2 separate regions of the Homo sapiens genome follow, and region 2 is linked to region 1. A link is a contact called in ENCODE Hi-C data. All regions are on one chromosome and are shown on one strand. Each heading gives the region's core, a stretch centred on a gene start or an enhancer-like site at or near the end of the contact. The rest is flanking DNA. Distances are from core to core; before and after follow the strand shown. Region 1 overlaps ST8SIA5 (ST8 alpha-N-acetyl-neuraminide alpha-2,8-sialyltransferase 5). Region 2 holds the start of ST8SIA5 (ST8 alpha-N-acetyl-neuraminide alpha-2,8-sialyltransferase 5).

Region 1 (2,700 bases), core at 14-2,513:
GCCCAGACTGGGCTCCAGCTCTGTGGGCTAAGGAGGCCTCCTTTCTTTTTCTTCCTTTCCTTCTTTCCTTCTTTCTTTTCTTTCTTTCTTTCTTTCTTTCTTTCTTTCTTTCTTTCTTTCTTTCTTTCTTTTTCTTTCTCTCTCTTTCTTTTTCTTTTTCTTTCTCTCTTTCCTTCCTTCCTTCTCCCTTCCCCTTCCCCTTCCCCTTCCCTTCCCTTCCCTTCTCCTTCCTTCCTTTCTTCCTTTCTTTCTTTCTCTCTTTTTTTTTTTTTTGATGGAGTCTCGCTCTGTCACCCAAGCTGGAGTGCAGTGGCATGATCTCGGCTCACTGCAAACTCCCCCTCCCGGGTTCAAGTGATTCTCCCGAAGAGGCTCCTTTCAGCATGCCCAGGGTCTGGCCCTCTGAGAGCCTGGGTCTGTAATTCCTATGAGCCTTTCCCCAAAAGCCTGCCCCACAGAGGCTCCCCTGTTGGCCTGATTCCCTCTCCAGAGCTTCTCCAGGGCCATGTTTCCTTTCTTGGGGGCAACAGTACTCTGGGTCCCAGCAACCACTGGCTGCTACAAGATGAGGTCCATGCATTCAGCTTTCTATCTAACACTTCCCCATCCCCACCCCCAGACACTGATGGTACTCCAGAGAATAGAAGCCCAGGGGGGTCCCTGTGTCACGCACAAACACCTGTTAAATCTCCACTAGCCCTAGGTGAACAGGGAAACTAATCTGAACACCTAGACTCCTGTCCAGCTTGGTGCAGAGTCTCAGAGAACCATGGAGTTGTTTATTTATTCCACACTGGTTAGAGACACCACTAGCCCATATAGCGCCTCTGTGCAAATAAGGAAAAAGCACCATTTTCCCCAGATAAATTAAGCCACATGCACCAGACACATGGCTGGTCAAGTGAGAGTAAGCTGTACTTCAGCCTCACTTGACTGCCTGGCTGAGTATCTTTGTGCAGTGCCCACCCTGCACAACTGTCCATGACAGCCTGATACCAGACCATTTAACTTGGTCTCATTTAATCCTCCCAATAGCCCTATGAGGCAAGCATAATTTCCCCCATTTTATATCTGAGACTTGAACTACAAGAGGTAAAGTAACTTGCCCAAGGTCATTCAGCTAGTAAATGGTGGCACTGGAAAAGAAACCTGAGGACTGTGAGAGCCCGGAACCCCTGCTCTTAACAGTGTCACTGCACTTCCTCTCCCTGACTCTGACAGCCATCGTTCTCTGGGGGGTTTTCTCAGTCAGCAGCCCTTCCCCCTCCCAAAGGCAACAGCCCTTCAGTGAGCTCAGCGCTATTTCTAGAGCCAGAACAGCTGCCGTCTCGAGATAGCACACGACCCGTCACAGCAAACGCACAGAAATCAGTCTGAAAATTGCAGCCTGACAATTCAAAGGACTGAAGTGTCTTCCCAGATAGGTAGGAGAGAGGCAAGAACAGCTCAGCTGTTAACAACTGCGGGTCACAGCTGTCAGGAGACATGCCATGGCAGTGGAGAGCCCCGGCTCCAACCCCTGGCTGGTCCATGGCCCGGCTCAGCAGCCTTGAACTTCACCTGCCCTCTTTGGGCCACAGTTCACTCATCTGTCCCCAGGAATTATCAGAGCTGTTTTGAGATATCAGAACTGGATGCTAAAAAGCCTGATGTTCTCAGTGCAACCCTAAATAGTCCTGGGATTAATCTGCCCCAGGTGTGCACCTCACACCAAGCCTGAGGGTCATTTCTGGCACAGGGTGGGGGTTGGGGGTAGCAGGGCAAAGCCTGGTGTCTAGCTTCATTCCTCCTTCCCCACCCCGGAGTTCTGCAGGGCCCCAGATCCAGTGTTTAACATATTCCCTGTGAGAGTATGTACATGATGACCTTATTTTCCAGGCCAGACTAGGGAGCCCTGAAAGGCTTCCCTTTGTAAAATTCAGCTCAACAGCCAGGAATGCCTCAGTGTGTGAATGCTAGCACTGGCCAGTGCCCCTACTGCTTCTCATGGACTTTGACCACCATGCCCACAGGCACCCTAGCCAAGAGATACATCCTAGCTGCCTCCTTCTCCTTCCTTCATCTTCCGCCAACTCTCACCACTTCTCCTTCCTGAGTAGTCCCCATCTCCACCCCAGTGCCAGGGAAAGGATTCGGTCTTCTCCCCCCTGGGGGAGTCTCTCTGTCTGGAATACTCTTTGCTTTCTTGCTAGTCCCTGCCTACTCATTCAGCAGAGTCAGCCCAGGGGTCAGCTTCCACTGGCTCCCTTCGTGGCCCTCCCTCCTCTGTGCCTGCAGCCCCTGGGCACTCCTCCAGACCAGCTCTTATTATGTGGAATTACACACAGCTCCTCCATGGCCTGTCTGCGCTGTTGATGCGTGAGAAGGGTTTTTCTCCTCTTTGACTCATCAAAGATTTATAGACCCTCTACTGTGTGCCAGGAACTGTTTCAGGCCAGGATGCACTGATGAACTGGCCAGTGTCCCCACTCTCATGGCACTTCCACAGGGGCGACAATAAATGATTCATTCAATATAATGCCACATAGCCATAACTCTTCCAAAAAAAAAGCAGGACAAGGAATTGGAGGGTGCCTGGAAGGATAGTGGGTGGCCTAGGAAGGCCACTCTGGACAGGGGACATGAATAGAGGCATGGAGCCCTGTGCAGATGTGTGGGAAGAACTTCCCAGAGAAGGAAGTGAGTAAATACAATCACTTG
Region 2 (2,700 bases), core at 58-2,557, 46 kb after region 1:
TGCGCTAAGGATGAGAAAAAAAAAGCCATCTGTTTCAGAAGGAATCAGGTTGTTGAGTTTCACAGATCCAGTGGCTGTGGGATTGTAAGACTTCACTATCACTATCCCTGTCGCATAGCCACAGCCCACACTACCACCCCCACCGAACCCGAAGCTCCTGGAGGGGAAAATGCTTTTTCTCCCAAGGGTCCTTACGAAAGTTCAGGACTCGCGAGGTTATAAACAAACAAACAAACAAACAAACAATCGATACGATTTTGAGCCCTCCGACCCCGGAGTCCAAACAAATGGCCATAGAACTGTGGGTCTGGAGGACACCGCTCCGATCCATGCGGTCTCTCCGGGTATTAAATGGATTTATCGTCAGCCTGGTTGCTTGGAATTCTATTCTGTCCTTCATTTTTCACAGCGGAACAAAGTTGTCTGGACCCTCCAGCCAGCGCTGGGCAGAAGCAAGCAAGGATGCTCTTGGAAACGCGGTGGCCCAAGCCTAAGCGGCCATGCTCGGGGCTAGGAGCGGACCCCACGGCCACTCACCCCGGGGCGCTGCGACCGAAGCTGCCGCGGCCACTGCCACCCGGGGGCTCGCCGGCCGGCTCCGCGCATCCCGCCCTCTCAATGGACTTTCTTACCTCTTAATGTAGTTCCTGCCATACAGGATCTGTTGCAGCAAGGTCACCAAGGCAAAGGCGCAGATGAAGATGAAGAGCAAAGTTCGGCTCCCCAACAAATCCCGGTTGGCCGAGGGGTCCGCGTAGCGCATCCTGGCTACCGGGCGCCGCGGGCGCGGGGTACGGGGCGGCCAGGCAATGACTCGCGGGGTTCCGGGGCCCCGGGGGGCGCGCGGCCGACTTGGCGCCTCACGGTGCGGTCAGGCAGGCGGGGGACTTCGAGGGGCAAAGTTTCTGGTTGGCGCGGCCGGAGCTGGGGGCATCCAAGCGTCGCAGGCGCTGGGGCGGCAAGCAGGACAGGGCCGGTGGCAGGGAGCTCTGCCGCGGCCAGGGGCCTTCCCCACCCCCGGGTACCTTTACCTCCAGGCGCCGGTGCCGGGTAGCCGCCGATTTCCCCGCGGAGGGGAGACGCCAGGTGCCACGAGCCGGAGGCGGCCCCTCCCGCCGAGGTGGCGGCCAATGGGGAGCAAGACCCGGGCTCCGTCCCCTGTGCGCCCCAGCGCGCCGCGCATCGACCCCTCCAGTCCGGCGCCGGATCGCGGTTGCCCAGCGCGCTGTGCCCTGCCGGGGGCGGGCCACGTTTGATCTCCGGGCCCGCAGCAAGGGATCGCGAAGGTTGGCCTCCGGTTCTGCCGATAGGGACGGGGGGAGGGGGCGTACAAAACACCCGCGCAGTCTGGCTAATGATAGGCGGGCCGTGGGGAGGGGGAGGGGCGGAGCGCAAAACGCCGGGTTTGAATCTTGGAATTAAAAAGAGGGCAGGGGCTGGGCGCGGTGGCTCACTCCTGTAATCCCAGCACTTTGGGAGGCCGAGGCGGGCGGATCACAAGGTCAGGAGTTCAAGACCAGCCTGGCCAATATGGCGAAAACCCGTATCTACTAAAAATACAAAAAACAAAATTAGCCAGGCGTGGTGGCACGCGCCTGTAGTCCCAGCTACTTGGGAGACTGAGGCAGAAGAATCGCTTGAACCTGGGAGGCGGAGGTTGCAGTGAGCCGGGATCGCGCCACTGCACTCCAGCCTGGGCGACAGAGCGAGACTCCGTCTCAAAAAGAAAAAAAAAGAAAAAAAAGAGGGCAGGAAGAGGAAACAACAGTTGCGGAGCTGGACTTGATGGAAGGGAGCATTTGCGTGCGGCGCGCAGGGCACTGAGTCACCATCGTGGCCGCGTCCTCGCGCTCTCCTAGCGATTTCTCCGGAGAAAGCGGAGCAAGGTCAGCCGGGCAGCCCTTCAAGGACGGCGCGCCGCTCCTGCATGCTGATGGCCTGCGGGGCTGCCTGCCCGTGCCCCGGCGCCCAACTCCTACAAGGAAGAAATTCAGGGGCTCCCCGCCCCCGCCACAGTCCTCTTCCCCCTCCCCAGCTGCAACTCGGCAGCCGTTCGTCAAAGACCCTGTTGTCACCGAGACACTGGGACCTTGTCTCATCCTTGGAACCACTCGTAAATCTTAGGTCAGGCAGCCGGCAGCCTTCGGGGACCACAGTCCCCCCAAAGCTTTAGGAAGCCAGTTACTACATCCGGAAAGATTCGTGCTTCAGAACGCAAGCCAGGGAGAATAATCACAGAAACGCAATGCGAATGTCGTGCCTCTCAGAAATTCTTAGCCTGAAATACCGTCCCCACCCCCCAACCCGGCCAGGCGACAGTCCTGTCATCCTAACACCGCAGAGGCTCCAAGCGCTGGGAGTCGTGTGCCCGCGGCGCTCGCCACTGAGGCCGGTTGGAAGATTCTAGGGTGCCCCTTCCCAGGTTCCAGCAGGCACTCCGGGATGTTCTAGAGTCAGGCCAGGGATTCAACAGCGAACCTGACCGAAACTCAAACCTCAGCACAAGAACTTTGATGGGGGAAGTGCCCAGACTCCAATACTCTCGACCTTGGCATTTAGTAGTTTCTTCTTTGAACTGGAAAGATCAAATAATGCACAGTAAAATCTCATGATAAGGGTTCCACCAAGAATTCGGGATTTGTGTTAATTCATAAGGCAGAAGTGGCCCCTGTGCTATCCATGAAGAGTTTCTGTATTTCT

What was found. Hi-C counts contacts between places; a loop is a spot of excess contacts on that map. Pooled maps may share reads with other maps.
Region 2: a map of psoas muscle shows a loop between it and region 1 (3-fold over the local background). The contact joins the promoter of ST8SIA5 here to the enhancer-like site in region 1. A Hi-C loop is called at or near these places in 13 of 168 maps with a recorded cell type or tissue (adrenal gland, cardiac septum, dorsolateral prefrontal cortex and 7 more), 2 of 37 single-sample maps with no recorded cell type and 8 of 50 pooled maps.

What each region holds. Positions count from the first base shown.
Region 1 is chr18:46,710,288-46,712,987 of GRCh38, forward strand. The region is part of intron 1 of ST8SIA5 (ST8 alpha-N-acetyl-neuraminide alpha-2,8-sialyltransferase 5); the gene reads right to left. Among named protein-coding and RNA genes, the nearest start is that of ST8SIA5, 45 kb to the right of the region's middle. Within about 2 kb of position 1,264, at least 6 of the 41 ENCODE cell types and tissues checked have a DNase peak (open chromatin) inside an H3K27ac peak, as active enhancers do; they include gastrocnemius medialis, heart left ventricle, heart right ventricle and 1 more, where a contact is called at or near this core.
Region 2 is chr18:46,755,746-46,758,445 of GRCh38, forward strand. ST8SIA5 (ST8 alpha-N-acetyl-neuraminide alpha-2,8-sialyltransferase 5) reads right to left here and starts at 1,308. Exons shown (of 7, transcript NM_013305.6): 1 at 633-1,308. The coding sequence starts at 763. ST8SIA5-DT (ST8SIA5 divergent transcript) reads left to right here and starts at 1,698. Exons shown (of 3, transcript XR_001753434.3): 1 at 1,698-2,700. RefSeq lists a silencer at 891-1,280.